2 separate regions of the Homo sapiens genome follow, and region 2 is linked to region 1. The links are chromatin loops, found by intact Hi-C in ENCODE. Cell type or tissue: ascending aorta. All regions are shown on one strand. Links, peaks and the distances in the headings refer to the core of each region. The heading gives the core; the rest is flanking DNA. Region 1 holds the start of TTLL7 (tubulin tyrosine ligase like 7). Region 2 has its middle 21 kb from the start of PRKACB.

Evidence for each region. Hi-C counts contacts between places; a loop is a spot of excess contacts. Peaks named below come from ENCODE experiments on the same cell type or tissue, not always from the same donor. Only the 100,000 strongest peaks of a DNase experiment are listed, where the experiment ranks them.
Region 2: a loop joins it to region 1, with 2.3 times the contacts of the local background. A loop is called at or near these places in 24 of 110 quality-filtered maps.

What each region holds. Positions count from the first base shown.
Region 1 is chr1:83,994,878-84,003,221 of GRCh38, forward strand. TTLL7 (tubulin tyrosine ligase like 7) reads right to left here and starts at 4,255. Exons shown (of 21, transcript NM_024686.6): 1 at 4,054-4,255. LOC124904205 (a long non-coding RNA gene) reads left to right here and starts at 4,411. Exons shown (of 2, transcript XR_007066195.1): 1 at 4,411-4,829. RefSeq lists silencers at 3,915-4,044, 4,055-4,154. In ascending aorta, for the core only: no CTCF peak of the experiment used is centred there; DNase peaks (open chromatin) are centred at 4,294 and 4,524; H3K4me3 peaks cover 6,254 bases; H3K27ac peaks cover 6,480 bases.
Region 2 is chr1:84,119,246-84,127,589 of GRCh38, forward strand. It overlaps a transcript of PRKACB not described here. Among named protein-coding and RNA genes, the nearest start is that of PRKACB, 21 kb to the right of the region's middle. RefSeq lists an enhancer at 3,670-3,819. In ascending aorta, for the core only: a CTCF peak has its summit at 3,764 (motif pointing left); a DNase peak (open chromatin) is centred at 3,776.

The DNA.
Region 1 (8,344 bases), core at 100-8,099:
AGGATAGAATAAACTGAAATTTGAAGGAGATAGATATGTGTGTTGTGGGTGAGGGAATGCAGAGGTTTACAGCTGAAGTCCACAAATACAACACTGGAACCAGAAAGTAGTCTATCACATATTCTCCTTCTCTGACTATCAACTCTTACTCACTCTCACCAAGCCTGTTCTCCAACTTAGTATCTTCTCTCCTCAGTAACACCAACTGCCTGCCTTTCTCCCAGTCTCCATGATTTAATCAGTCTTTAGTCTAATCAAAAGAAGTTGCTTGAAAGACTATAATCTGAGGAGCCACAGACAAGATTGGGTGTTATGAATTATTAATATGCAAATATTCTATAATCAACATGTAAGTATTCCAAATTGAACACTGGGAATTGATACAGTTTGGATATGGGTCCCTATCCAAATCTCATGTTGAATTTTATTCCCCAGTGTTGGAGGTGGGGGTGGGAAATATTTGAATCCTGGGGACATATCCATCATGAATGGCTTAATGCATCCCTTTGGCGGTAAGTGAGCGCTCACTCTGAGTTCTCACAAGATCTGGTCACTTAAAGTGTGTGGCACCACCCCCTCACTCTCTCTCTTGCTCCTGCTTTCTGCTATGTGACGTGCCTGCTCCCCCTTCCCCTTCAACATGATTGGACGCTTCCTAAGGCCTCCCCAGAAGCAGATGCTGCCATGCTTCCAGTACAGCCTGCAGAACTGTGAGCCAATTACACCTCTTTTCTTATAAATTACCTAGTTTCAGGTATTTATTTATAGCAATGCAAGAATGGCCTAATATAAGAACTCAGTAGTTTCAAAACTTGCTTAAAATAGTGCAACTTCAAGACCTCATACCCTTTAACCCAGAAATTTTATTTCTGAGACTCTATGCAAAGGAACTAATATTCAAAATACAAAAAAAAGCATACGCACAAAGATGTTCATCACAGTGCTATTATTATCATCAATAATTGTTTATTATGATGTCATCAATAGTGACAATGAGGAACAATTAGGCAATGATAATACATCTACCAAATGGAAAATTATGTAGTCATTTTTAAGCCTGCTATTAGGCATTTTAAACCTAGTATTAAGCCAGTTGTAATTAAATGAAAACTAAAGTTATAGAATTTTAAATTTAAAAATAATATAAAAGTAATATAGATACCATAATTAAAACTACGCATGAAAAAAGTGGAAAGAAACATGTCAAAAATGAATAGTGATTGTCTTTAGTTGGTCAAATTATGAGGGTGTTTTTTTCCTTTTTATATTCTTAAACTTTCCAAATTGTTCATAATTATCTAATGGGGGCCGGAGCTAAAAGGCAAATTCCTTTGGAAGAGGAAAAATTGTACTTGCACAGAAAACTTTTTCTCAGTTTAGTTGACAATCCTTTTAGTACCCAGGAAACAGACCATTTCCTGGAAGGGGACTCGGGGCAACAGATATGGAGAATGTAAGAAAGAGAAATGATTAACAGATCAGAAACAGATCTCACTGTCTGACATTCAAGTTTCTTCATGATCTTTCACCATGTATCCAAACAGTAGATGAGCACTTCTTAGCTGAACCTTTATGTGGCTTTCTCTTTGCCTATCAGAATCCTTCCAGTCTCTGAGACTGATTTAATTCACTTCAACCCATGAAGACTTTCCTGATCCTCTGATCATCCAAGGCTCTACTATTTCTCTTTTCTCTTAAGGTACCGCTATAGCAGTAGGTCTGCACCACCCTTTTCTGGTATTAAGCCAATTCTAAGTTATTTGTTAATTACTCACGTGTAAGTAAAATTTCCCCTGCTAGACTTTAAGTTCCTTGAAGTGGGGAATTTAGATGGTTTGCAGACTGTAGTCATTGGACAGAGGAGAGAGAGCAGTTCTAAAGCCAAGTTGGTATTATATTCATACTCTCAGTGATGTCATCTAAGTAAAATGTGCTGTCTCTGTTTTAAAATGTTGCTGCTGACCATCCATCACCAGGACATGCACTTTCCTTTTTTTTTTTTTAACAGCAGTGGTATTGTATTTTTGCTTATTCATTCATGCCAGTTCTGCTGTCCCCCTTAGGATTAAACAGATTGGATTACAAGATGCCTTGCCAAGGTTCAGGATATAGGTTATAGCCATGTAAAGAACAAAATGAAATGACTTTTAGGAATCAAACTCAAGACTCTTCACAAGACCCCACTTCTCATACTCTTGTTTGAACAACAAATATAAATTTGTGCCTCCATTTTATGTCCTTATTTAGGCAGTGGACTTTATCAATACCCCCGTTAACTTGAAAAAGAATTCTCCAATGCAAATGGTTCAATACTTTAGAAATGACATACTAAGATGACTCTGTTCCTGCCTACCATCAATACTATGTGAGTATTTAGAGATAATGAGCATCTGTACTATAGCAACCTGCCTCTTGAGACATAAACAAGAGATGCATTTCTTAAGAAAAAATCTGTAAGTCGCTAATGAAAGCAAGTCAAAGGACCCATCAACGGGCGAAGAAAGACCTAGCATCCATTATTTTTACAGAAGGAGCATAGAAGGTCAATATAATTGTTGACTCTTAACGGCAGGGTAACAACAAACTAATTCAGTTTCCCACTATATAAGAACTACATTTTACTACAACACTCATATTTCTAAACTGACTAAGAGTCAAGGCTTGTCCAAATTCCATGGCTTACTGAGTGGTCTTGAACCTTCTCTGAATTTTGTTCCTTAGTCTGTAAAATGGAGTTATCACCTGTTATGCAATATCACAGAGTTGTAATGAATCAAGTAACATTATCTTAGTATGGGTTCACCTGTCACCCTATTGTGGGGTGCAGTTCAGTCGCACACCTCATGAACTAAGTAACTATTATTACTGTAAATGTCTCCCTAACATTTAAGACAGAAAAAGATTTCCAGAGTTCTTCTTACGTTTTTAATCGACTTCTCCAACACTTGAGCATCCACCAAATATCACTGCCAAAAATGTGCTGAACATCTCCTGTTATGACCTCACTCTCCTATGTAGTGTTGTTCACATATTTTTTGCCATAAGCTTTCTAAGAAAATAGATTATTTTTCACATGATTCAAAGCATCTTTCTTTCATATTGAAGGAGCAATAATTCCTTATGCAGAAAGTTTACAGGTTGTTGTTGCTGTTGTTTGAGATTACTCCTCAATTAATTAATTCTATGTTTAATATCTAATAGAGCATATATATGTACACTTGGACACACTCCATTAATACAGTGGAAAATCCATGGACTATAGAGTCAGGAAAACCTATATTCGAATTCCTGTTCTGTGACCTTGAGAATGTAATTTAACTTCCCTGCTCCTCAGTTTCCACATTTGGTTCTGGATTATGATGATTTAATAAAATACGATATATAAAAGTAAGTGCCTAGGCTATGAAGGTATTATTTCCTACCTCTCCTAAATCTTTTCTTTCTATGCCAGGATCAATCAAACCCACCCAGAATACAAGGCAACTTTCATAGGGTATCTTTTACATCAGTCGAGGGAACGCTGCGATGTGATATAAGTGGATGATGGCATGAGTCAGGCATCCAACAGAGCAAGATGTGGAGAAAGTGAGAGGTACCTACAAGGGCCCTAGACTTCACTCGCATGTGCGAAAAGGGCATTTTGATACCCTTTCAAGAATGCCCCGCATACTCGCGGAGGCTTATACCACGATGTGGGAAAACGACGGAATTACAGAATAAACCAGCAGGGAGCCTCCTCGTTCACCCAACCCGACCCCGCCCGCCCGAGTCTCCCATCTGGAGCCTAAAAACTGAGCTGAGATCACAGCAACTGACCCCGTCCCCTCCGCCCTCTCCCTCCCCCATTCTGCCCAAACCTCTCAGGGCACGAATGGTGCTGAATCATTTGCACGAACGCAGCAGCTCCCCGTTCCGCGGCTCCCAGCGGGGACGGTGTCCCCAGAGCAGTGACAGTCCGGGGATGGGGGCCCGGAAAGAGGGCCAGGGCGGAGCCTTTGGGGACGTGGGGACATGGAAGGGGGTCGGGGGAGGATGGCGGCAGCAGGTACTCACCCGGGTGAGGAAAGCCCAGCCCGGGTCCTCGCGTCCCCGCTGCAAGCGGTCCCCCAGGTGCTCCCGCGCCTCGCAGCTTCCCCGTGGGCGGCCGCCCCGACTCGGCAGCCTGCACTGGTGGTCCGGTGCTCTCCTCCGCCCGCCCACCGCCCGTGGCAGCCACGGCTCGGGACTCCGGTGCTCGACGCGGAGTGCCTGGAACAGCTGTCGCTGCCCAAGCGGGTGGCGGCTACCGACGGGCCAGACCATTCGCCTGCTGCGGCCGGGGGTGCACGACGTGCCGAGAGGCGCGGGCGCCGGGGGCGGCGACGGTTGGGAGGAACAAAGGACTCGGGGAATCCTCTGCCCCCTCGGAGTCAGGAGGTCCTGGGGACAGGAGGGATCAACGGAGGGGCCGCTGCCTCTTCTGGGGGTTTACTGAAGACACTGCTCGAGCTTTCCCGGGCCACACACACCCCCCCCCCGTTTGCCTTGGTCCCGCTCGGGGCTCCTTTAGAACGCGGCAAACAGAGGACTTAGCAACGCGAGCGCCTGGGCGGCGCCCCTCCTCAGAGATGCGAGAGGCGCTGGCCTGAGCGCCTCCGGCCACCTCCTTCTACCTCCGGGCCCTAGGCGCCCGATCCACCTGCCTATCTGACCACAGACATCTTCCCACAAAACAGTGGAGCTTTTTGAATCTTTGAAGAGAGTCTTCAGATCTTTTATCTAAGCATCTTTGTGAAGCAAAGAATAAACGGGTATCTGAGGCCAGCTCGAAAGTTAGGAAATAAAATCAGGTGGGGCCCCATCCCGTAGATGCTGAGGGACAGCTCTGACCTAGAGTTCCTGCTAAGCAAATGTTGAACCACGGCAGTTGTAAAAAAATGTAGATTTAGGAAGCCATTTCGAGATAAAGATTTACAGAAGATTGTTGCAGAAATTAAAGAATATTCGAGGTTCATTGTTCACCATTTTAGAGTTGCGTGTCTTGAAAACGGGAAGGCAATCATGTCTTCTCATAAAATGAATTGTATAGAACTGGAAGAAGTCCTAACACATGAATTCCTTAGACTTTTGTGGTCCCTGCTTCTGTCACGCTGGGTTCACACAGGTTCATTTCAGAGCATGGTGAAGATCAGGACAAGTGTACAGTTTTCCCTGTAGAAAAAAAGAAAAGATAGAACAGAATTGGCAACTACCTATAAAATGTGATTAAAGGTAGGAAAAAAAAAGGCCCTCCAAGTGCATCCCAAAAAATATAAAATTTCACAATTTAAAGTTTTGTCCTTCGTTGAGTAAATCAACATAAATTCAGCACTTTCTATAGACCACTGTGCTGAGAATAGTCTCATTTTCATTTCTTCATTTATTCTTCTAAAAACTCCTGTGAGATTGGTAACCTGCAATAGACCTCCATACAGCCTTGCCAGCATTGGGAACTGATCTGGTCAGTGAGGGCATCTTCTCATAAAGGACACTGGTGAGAAACTGGGCTCAGGGTTTGTCGTGCTGGGTTAGTCTCACGATCATAAGCGGCAGAGCAGACATTGCCACCTGGAGTTTTTGACTTGTTCCTTTCCCCTAGAATGCCTCTGAGAACGATATACATTAAACCGTGTCACATCTGTGATTGCAACTTGAATGTGAGTCTGTTTATCCTTCCTTTGTGAGAAGGGGTTTTAGAATGGAGAGGGGGCAGTTAGGTGTCCAGGGTAGGCATCACCCTGAGGCAAGAAGAGTGATCAGAAAGAAGAAGCTGGACTTCACCCAGAACTAGCCGAACATCAGCGTCACAATACACTGTCAAGGTCACATGAGGTTGAAGAGGAATTCTCCACTGCCTTCTTGTTAATCATCTTTACATCATTATTTTCACTGTATTACACTTTACACTATGCATGCACTATTACTACATTACATGTTATCATTCTTCCATTCCTAGGAAGGGGCAAGAATTTTTCAATAAACCTATTATCATGGGTCCTCATATACCTTATCAAAAAAAATGTTAAGTAACAGAGGTATTAGCAACACTTAACGTCACCTCAAGAAAGCTTTTTGAGAAATCAGGAATAAAATTAAATTGTTTCTGTATGATATGATATTGTTACTATGTTAATGGTTGTTGTAAAGATTCACACGTCAGCAGCAGCAAAACAGAAATCCCCAAAGTTGCATGTTGCCGAGGAGCAGGAGCATTGGGTCCCCAGTGGCCAGACTGGCCTCAGGCTCAGAAATGTGTGATTCTTCTCTCCATGTGCAGTTGTTTCACTTTCAAAGGCAACAACAGGAACAGAACACATGTAGATGAGGCGTCTTCTGAGTTAGTGCTTTATGTCAGATGTTAGATGATAGGGATATAGAAAGGAATTTAGAGCCTTATGATTTGTGGTGCGGATGGGCCAGTGACATCTGCAGCAATCTGTTTGTATAAGTTGACACTCTTGGAACATATGTTTCTGAATGAAGAAAGGGGAATTTTTGTGCTGGCAGCCTTGGGAAATTGTCAAAAGAAGTGGAAGGAATGGTGTGATGCCTGCATTCCCTGCTTTCCTCAGAGTCCTCAAATGGTTTTGAGCCTGCTGTGTAAAGAACTTAGGGCCAGAAGCTAAATAATCATCTTCCCCACAAATGACTTTGTGAAATTTAAGTTCTAAGAAGTACTACTTTAGGCCTGGTGACAAATGACAGCATGGAGCTGGCAAGAGAGCCATTCTCTCACCCAACCTGAAATAGACCTCCATACAGCCTTGCCAGCGATAGGAACTGATCTGCCCAGTGAGGGTATATTCTCATAAAGAACACTGGTGGCCGATACAAGGTCAAGGTAACTTAAGTAGGAGCCCAGAGCAGTAAAGCAGGAGTGGTATTATTCCTGAGCACCTGAAAGACACTGCTGAGGATTTCTTGCTGCAAATGATGGAGACTAGGGAGGCACTGCAGGGTCAAGGGAATCATTATTAAACTCAAGATGATTGTTAAACCTTATTTAGGCACCGATATTAACATGAACTCATTTGTATTCACAAACTAGCATGATCTGGGAACATTCCAATATTACTTTTTAAATGATACTAATAAGAAGAGAGCTAGAGAGAAAGAGAATACTTAATGCCTTTGATAAAACTGCATTGTGAGCCACAAAATGTTAAATCTTGATGCAAGATATTCCAGTACCTGCTATGTGTTGGTCTCTTACCAAAGCATGTGGTGACATTAACCTCTCAACTTATTCTTGCTGAAGAGAGTGCTTAATTGTGTTGTTTCTCTTTGCGTTTAGCTAACACTTATTAAATCATTAGTGTTTGAGTAACTAGTATTATGTGAAGTAAGTACTATTATCACTCCCATTTTATAAATGAAGAAACTGAGAATTACAAGGGTGTATTAATTTGTCAAAGGTAGCACAATTGGAAAGAGACAAAGCTGGATTTCAAACACTAACCAATACATGACGTGAATATCAGCATACTTTTACTGTCTCCTGCTATAGAGAACATGTACATTGCATGTTTCTCTGCAGCAGAATCTATTTTTTATTTATTATTAAAAACCTGTTTTCAACTCTCATTTCTAAGAGGAAATGAGTCATTTCCCACAGAAGATTTAAACATTGGATACCCTTTTCTAGGTTTCTGTGCTCAGAAAAGAGACCCTGAATTTAAGAATAAGAAGTGAACCTTGTAACATAAACTTGACCAGTGATGCCTAAAATTCTTGCTGCAAAATTATGATTGCAGGAACTCCTGCATGAGACTCTGGAAACTAGATTCCTATGAAGTTCTGTAGGTGGTTCTAATGTACAGCCAAGTTTGACCAGACCATACTGGACAAAAACAATATGGGGCCTACAAAAAATAACATTCAGGCTTCTAGACTTAACCCCTTAATCCCACCTTTTATTAAGAAGGAAATAAGAGGCTGTTATTTAAAACCTACATTATGTAATTTTACATTTATCATATAAAATGTATTTATTAAAGGGTTTAGAATTTTTCTCAGTGTTGTTTTTGTCATTCTCAACAAATCTTCAAAAAGCCCCAAATTTAAAATGATACTCATTCAAAATTACTTTTATATATAGATATTGGACTTTAAGCCCTTTTTAATTATTATACGGCATTTTATATAAGACAAAAAGTCATATTGCATTAGACTTTTGTTTTAATTTTTGGAGAATTTACATGACAGTAAGTCATTTCATCCAAGAAGATAATAAGCTTTTCTAGTTTATGTTTTTTCATTTCCCAATCATATTTTTATAATTTTGCTTATATATGTTCTGTAACTTTCTTACCAAAGTTGTACCAAA
Region 2 (8,344 bases), core at 10-8,009, 120 kb after region 1:
CATATTCAAATATCATAGAAGAGCATCTAGTGGGGAGAACTTTATTTTTATCCAAAACTTTAAGAACAAGGAGTCCAGGAAATATATTTTATAGCTTTCCAACCTGTCCAACTATTAAAGAAGGAGAATGGAAGGGACATTGAATGAACCAATTTACAATATCCAGCATGGTCCACTCTTTTGGCTGTTCATCACCTATTTATACCCTTCTACTGATGCTTTCAAAGAATGGCAATTACACTATTCTACAGCTAACTTAATGCTACTGTCCTTCATATAAATGAAAACACTCAACTTCTACCCAAAAAGAGAGATCTAAAAATCCATCAGCCCGTATATCAATTTCTAGATGATATTCACTCATATCATTTAGCCATAATATCACCTTGACTTTCCACAGCCCTAGTACTAAATTATAAAGTTAATGACCACGCCTTATGTAAAATTCCTGGGGAAAGGCAAGAAGGAAATTGATGTGTTTATATGTACACACATACATAGGCACACATATAGCATAGCAAGGTGGCATTTATGAGTAGCTGCTATAGTCCTTGTTCTGTTTGAAAGTTGCTATAAATTTCCCACTGCAGCATATAAGTGTAGAAGGGATTCTTTTTCAGGGTAGTAGTTTAGACCATCATTCTTGAATCATTGAGACCTTGGTAGTGTTTCCTATATTGGAATACTGAAGTCTTCTCTGTTTTTATACTCAATATGCAAATTACAAGAAAGTACCCCACCTCCATCTATAACACAACTTTATGTCTCAGTAATAACCAGGATTAATCACTCAAACAGAAGTAACTTTCCTTTTCGGCCTGTATTTTTCAGTGAAATGTGACCAGAATGCCCAGCTGGCACTCTAAACTTCTGGTTCAAGGGATTAATTGTTACAGGTACTCCCCATACTTGAAGAGTACTTCTAAATTCATATTTCTTGAAGAGTACTTCCAAGGGTATTAAAATGTCTCAACTGTTAAAGAGTCCAAAGTTACAGAGACAAGAAGTAGAAAATTTTCAAATGGGTAACTTATCATACTATAGTTCATTAATTTTGACATACATACTTTTGTCTCACATTTTAGTGTATTCGAAATTAGGATGCTTCCTAAAATGATGACATCAGTCAGGCAATTCTTGTGATGTGCTTGTTATTGTCTATACATGCACAAACATGAAAATGCGTATCAGCAGGTTGGAAGAAAATATAGGAGATGGTAGTAGAGCGCCTCAAAAAATACTGTATCAATATTTTTGATATAAAGAACAATAATTGTGTAAAAACACACAATAATGACTGTGCATCAAAAAATAGTCTGGAAGAGTCAGACTATGAATATGAAAGCATTTTAGGAATTTCTTAACAAGTTTAAAATTTTTTTCACTTCATATGTTTACAAGAGTGATATTAAAAAGTTATGTCTAAATAAATCAAAAATAGTTCTCTCTTAATAGGGAAAAAATTTATAACTGACAAAGTATCTCATAGTTTAATTGCTGTACATTTTTCTTTTTTTTCTTAGTGGTACATGATATAATGGTGATTTTTATAATTGATAGTCATAGATTCAGTGAAATAGGGTGGTGATATCTACCACTCCCACCTCCACCTTCTGGTTCCCAGATACTTGTTTTTTATGGTTGAAGAAACACCAGGTAATGGTCCCTGAGAAGTTTCTTTTGTGTATGAGCTACAAGATTTCAAGACTTTTCAAATCTTGATCTTAGGTAATTTTTGAAGTAACAATAATCACTAATAGTTTGTCTTTAATGTTCTTGTACTAGCTATCACGAGTTTTATGTATCTTTGTTATTGTTACTATTTTGTGTCAATTGCCAAGAGACTTAAACATCTTTTCTAACATGTTCATATTCTCTTGATTAATTACATTATGAAACAACATGCCTATTCATTATTTTTATTTGGAATTTTTCCTTTTTTCATGATTTAGTGTATTTGTTACAAAAAATAACTTGAATTCACTTTTCTATATAGGAACATTTTTATTGATTTTATGTCTCCTCTTTATAATCTCTTTCATATTTCATTATGTTTCTTCTAAATTTATCTTGTTTTTTTAATACATAAATTTGAAGATGAAAAAGGAGGTACTCCTCATATACATTCATGTATTATACATATATATTCATATACATATATATGTACACATTCAAATCACAAGTCTGTCATTTTTAACTTTTTAATTGAAAAATCCCCAAACTTCTTGCCAATCGTAGCTAAAACTGTACATTACCCCTAAACTTTCCCTTATTCAGATCTCTAAAATGCCTGGTGCCACTCCATTAGCACCTGACATAATGGAAAGTGTGAAGAAGGGGAAGTTGGAGAGAAAAGAGACAGCAATCTCAACCAATTGCTATTAAAATATCTTACTTTTGCAAGTCTTACAAAAGCATGTGTCCTTGTGAACACAATGCTAGAATCTCTCCCAGGGTATTAGAAGGGTTGCCTGCACTTGAGAGGTCCTGAAATTTAATCTCTGTTAGCTTCACAGTAAACCTGCTGTGGCCCTCAGATTTCAGTTCTCTTTGTGAGAGAAGCCCTCTCCTCTGGCTGGCAATTTATGATTCCCTTGCACACACTCTCTTTTCTGGGGTCTATAGGACATAAATGTATTTTCCCTGCTATTCCAAGTTGAGCCCCCTCTCAACATAATTCTTTTCACTCTGCCACTGAGCAGAGGTGGTTTTATCTACCATTTAGTACCTTTACATTTTGTACATTTGGTGAGTCCCCCCAAAACAGTCCCTAACTCTTATAAATCCTAGCAGATAGGGTACATGTTAAGTCTCTGAGTGGTTTCCTTGAAGCCCCTCAGTTGATTTGAGGTAAGGGTGACCTCCTGCCCTGAATGTGTTGCATACCTCATAACTGCTCCAAAACAATTCTCTCCAGCACTCTTCAGCCTCTCCCTCTGATGTAAATTGGCTAATGTTGGCAGATCTGGCTTTAAAATCTAGTTTCTGTGGGTGGTTTTATTTTTCATTTGGGAAGGCTGGTCACCTGATAGAAAAATAAAAATAACCATGTTAAGACAAATTGGTGTTTTAGCTGTCTGCTTAATTGCTTTTGGCCTTCAGTTTTCTCTTTGAAATCTTATACTCAATTGAGCAAATGTTTCTCAGTTGAGGGTTTATGTGTTCTAAGTCCTGTGATAGGTACCAGGAATGCAGAGATAAACAGATCCATTGTAAACAGTCAAATGTAATAGAAGAATCATATGGCTAATCTGCCATATATTAAGTCATAGTGTCTAAATTGCATTAAACCAGCTCAATATAAGAACAACTGTTTTCTTAAAAGTTATATGAGATTTTATAAAAGATTTTACCTTGCCATTATATAGTAATTATGATTGAACTTACCAAATTAAATGTAATGTGACGTTTACTAGTATTTTTCCATTAAATTGTTAGTGAATTAAAAGGACGTTTTGGAATTATATGGGGGATCTTTGGAAGACTTAATTTTTTCATGGGTTGTATAAATAGATTTATGAGAGGGAAAATGGATATTAGTTTCTGATATGGTAGTTTATGTGAGAATTTTATAGTTTGATTTGTATAAATAAAATAATGTTATTGCATATTTCTGGTACATTACACTTTTATTTGTATAATAACCTAAACTTGTGTTTATCTTATATTGCTAAAATTTAAGGTAATGACAATAAAAGATTTTTCTGGTATGTATGTGAAGCCTAAATGGCCCCATTCTGCCACCTTCTGGCTGACTCCGTAGCTTATAATATTGTGAGGTAAGTGTCATCTAACCGTTCTGCCATGGTTGGCAGCAGACCATATATTTGGGGCCTGGGTGATTTAAAACAGGGTCAGTTTAAGCAATAATGTAGTTCTAGTGCCTCAGGCTCACCTTTATTTCATAGTTCTAAAATGTGTTAGAATTTATTGGAATAGAATACCACATAGTGATGTATGAGATTGTTTCTCCCAGGGTATGGAGTTGTAGTTAATTTTGACTTTTCTGCAATACTAAAGTTTCTTCAGATATTACTTGATAATTAAAACTGTATCAACATGGTAAGCTATTTATCAGAATCATCATAAGAAAGTTACTTGGAGAGTGATATAGAAATGAAAGTTACTGAAATCAGCACCAATTCCTTATAGAGAAACTAATGGGTTCAGTAATCACTTACTAGAGTTCTAAAATAAAAGGAGAAACCATATGTACAACAACAAAGTACTAACAAAATCTTAGTAATTTAAACCTCTAGTTTTGTGACACTTCTATATATTGCCATTTATTAAAAAAAAGAATTTGGGAAGGCTTAAAACTTTTGGAAATGTAATTCATTTAAAATTGGTTTGATAAACTTTTTGGAGAGGGATAGAGAAAATAAAGTAGAACGCTATAAAATGTTGCAATTTGTGACCTTTTGCAGCACACTTAACCTCTTTGTCACTCTGGAAAATGGGATAATAATATCCAATATAAAGGTAGATTGTTGTGAGGAATAAATGCTTTATTTACTTCATGTGAAACACTTAGAATGATATCTGACATATAATAAGTTAGCATTGTTATAGTCAATCTTACAACATTTAGAATATGTTACATAGTCTAATATAAATGGATTCCAAAATATTCTAGGCAGTAAGCTTTGTATTTTCTTAACATTTTTACACTCAATAATATTAAATTAAAAGAGAGAAATTGAAGACTGGAAATGCATAGCTCCCTAAAGTAGTGTAGAAATATATGTGATATATTGGGGCCTAATAAAGGGCCTTTATTTCTGTCTGTGACTCATCTTTTAGATACCTAAAGCTATCTCATAAAAAAGCTATGGTATCTTGAAGAAATTAATCAATTTAAAAACATTTATTGAGTGTATACTGTGTGATCATCAGTGTGTTAGATTCTGGTAAGAAATGATATGAGAAACTCACAAAAAGAAGTATAAACATGCAATTACTACAATGTGGTCAGTACAGTAACGTGGGTGTTAATATATTTTAGGAACTAGAAGAGAAGAAATAACATTGAACTACACTTTGATTAACAAGTAGGAATTAGCTAGGAGAAAGTCGTCTTACATAAATGGAACTTCTATGCATGATTTTTGACTACTGGTTTACCTGAAGTTTCTTACATTTTGTATTAGTATAACTTTACAGCCTTTCATATCCAGAATGCTTTTACACACATTATCTGAAGAGTGAGGTTTTCAGGTTATTATCTGAATGGTGAAAATTGGGTTTCTATCGTAGTAATTATGGGTGAAGGGGAAATATGTGTTTTTTAAAACTGGACATTTGTAATGTTGCTGTCTGAGCCTATAGCCCCCTACCTTCACCTCTTTATGCTGTGGAGTCAGGCAACTACACTAGCAGTCAAATGCCTGAGGTTCGCAGTTTGCCCTATCAGTGCTCTTGAGGGTTCTCATGTGAGTGAAAGGAGTGACTATCCCATGCCCTGCACCATTTCTGTGGTGGTAGTGGTGGTTGAGGGAAGAAGTTTCATCTTCACATTTCAGGTATTTAGAAAGCCCATCTGGAGATTTAGTTATGGGACTACCTGGCTATAGTCTTGGCTAGGGCGTTAGTAGATCAATGAAATTTTCTCATCAACACGAAGGGCTCTAAGTGTTAAAGGGAGACAGTGCCCACATCAACCATGACTAGGAGTTTCACATGTCCATATTTCATACATTTTAGTACTCTGGAAATAGAATCCCACTTTCCTCATCCCCATCACCTTATTACATTTAAGTCTTGTGTTAATTTTCTATTATTGCTATAACTAAATAGTGGCTTAAATAGTGGCTTAAAATAACACCCATTTATTATCTCACTGTTCTGTAGGTCAGAATTCTGGCAGGCTCTTATCTGGAGTTTCTGGGGAAGAATTTACTTCCAAGCTGATCCATACTTCTGGCAGAATCCAGTACCTTATGGTTATAGGACTAGGGTCTCTGTTTCTTGGTTGACTGTCATCTAGGGGGCTCCCTTAGCTCTTAGAGCCCTCTCTCTGGTGCTTCTACATAGGCTGTAATATCTCAGAGCCAGTAATGGTGTGCTGATCATTCTCACACGTGAAATTTCATGACATGTTGCCATGGCTCTCTTCTGCTCCTAGCTGGACAAGGTTCTCTGCTTTCAAGAGCAAATTTTTTTAGATCGGGCCCACCTAAGTAATCCAGAGGAATCTATTTAGTCACTAATTAGTAGCCTTAATTACATCCGCAGAGTCCAGTTAGGCATATATTGAAACATATCCACAGTTTCCAGGCAGTAGATGGAATTAATAGGGGGAGCATTCTGCTTATCAGAAATCCATCGGGAGTTTAGAAAGAAGAGGAAGTACAGAGAGCCTACGACCTTTGGTATGCATTTCAAGACTCAGTCACAATTAAGAGGAGGATCTACTTAATAGTTAAAGAAAATTTAAACCATCTTTCTTCCCTAATACAACCAGAAGTATAAACTAGTTGTTAACAGATATGCATATGATTAAAATAAAATTTAGAAGGCAGTGATGTGTTTCAGACTCATATTCAGCTATCTTTTTGAAATCTCCATTTGTATGTCTAGTAAGCATCTCAAATTTAATATGTCCAATAGAATTTTTTATTACAACACCCCTCCAGCCCCTTCCTTCAGAAATGGGATAGTTCCCTTGACCCCTTCGCGGGACTCACAAAGGGATTGACTTGTTTACTCAGCTCGCAGCTCTCATCCCCTCACGGGACGGGGAGCATGCAGGTGAGTGGGTACAGGGACTGGGACAAGTGCTTCTGGGCATCCGCAGGAGTAGAATCCTGTGCAGTCCAGTGGAAGCTTCCTGGGGGGTGGGGGGGAGGGGAGGGGAACCTGTGACCTCCGGAGTCCTAGAGGGCATGTGTTACAGTGTGCTCATTTAGCTTTGCCATCCACAGACAACTTAAGTGTTTAACAGATCAGTGGAGGGTCAGGGTGACAGCCTTTTGCACCCGCCCTCTTGGTACCCGAGTACTTGTCTGGCATCCAGGAAGAATAAGGTCATATGAATGAATTGAAGGGTGGTGAATGTGGAGGATTTTACTGAGCAGTAGAAGTGGCTCTTGGCAGGATGGGGAGCTGGAAAGCGGATGGAGTGGGAAGGTGGTCTTCTCCTGGAGTTCAGCCGTCCCCTGTGGAACTCTTCTGCGAAGTCCTGCTGTCAAGCTGTTCCTCTGAAGTCAAGCTGCTTCTCTTTGATGTCCTTCTGCTGCCTCTCTTCTCTCCTCTGCCACTCTGCCACTCTGCTGGTGGGGCTTGGGGTTTTTATGGGTACAGGATGGGGAGGTGGGGACAGCCAACATGGTTTTGGAAAAGGCAAATTTGGGCAGGAAAACAGGAATGCATGTTCTCACTTTGGACTGCAGGTCCAGGCTTGAGAGTGTGGCCCTCGTTGGGGTCTGCCCTCTTCTACCCAGTATTTCCCCGCCTCCTGTCTATATCACTTCCTCACCCTTCCCCAGCTTAATAATAACTGGCATCACTACTTATTCACATGCTCAAGCCAAAAAAAGTAGGAATTATCTTTTATTACTTTTATTAATTTTCTGGGTTCAATGAATCATCAAATCTCCTTGTTTTTCAAAAATATATATGAAATCTGTCTGTTTTTCTTTCCCACCACAACCTCAGTTCAGGTATCCATCATCTCTTGCCTGGACTTTTGCAGTAGTCCTTAACTATTTTTCATGTTTCCATTCTTACCTTCCACCTACACAGAAGATTCCTGAATCCATTCTCTTCCTAGTAGTCATACTCTTTTTGCCTTATTCCTCTATCTGGGTCTTTAATTCCCAGCTTCATCTGCATGGCATACTCTTCTTCCATCTTTCTGTAAGTTCCTCTTTTCTTTGTACTTCAGGTCTTGACAGCTGTGTATGTTACCTGAAACACATTATAGAAAATGTACATTTGTACATGAGATGAAGATAAATAGGGAGGAAGACCAAAGAGTAGAATTATCTGCTAAGTTGAACAATTACAAAATAGTAATCTATCAAATAAAATCTTAAAATAGCTGTATGTAATTTAAGCTTATCATTAATAAGCATCCTAATTTTCCCCTGCTCCTTAAAATTACCTATACGACATTGAGCTAAAGCATTTCTTTGTTGGAAAGAAAAAAAATTGAAAACAAAAATGCTTGTGTATTCAGCTCTGCAGGAGGGATATTCAACTGTATCAGTATTAAAAATCTATCTTTCCAGAAAAGAAGTATGAAGTTAATTTACCTGCTGGTATTACTAATAGTTTAATTAGGTAAACAGCATGAGTTCAAAACAATTAATCATCTGCCATAAAAGTCTAATTATTCCTGGCA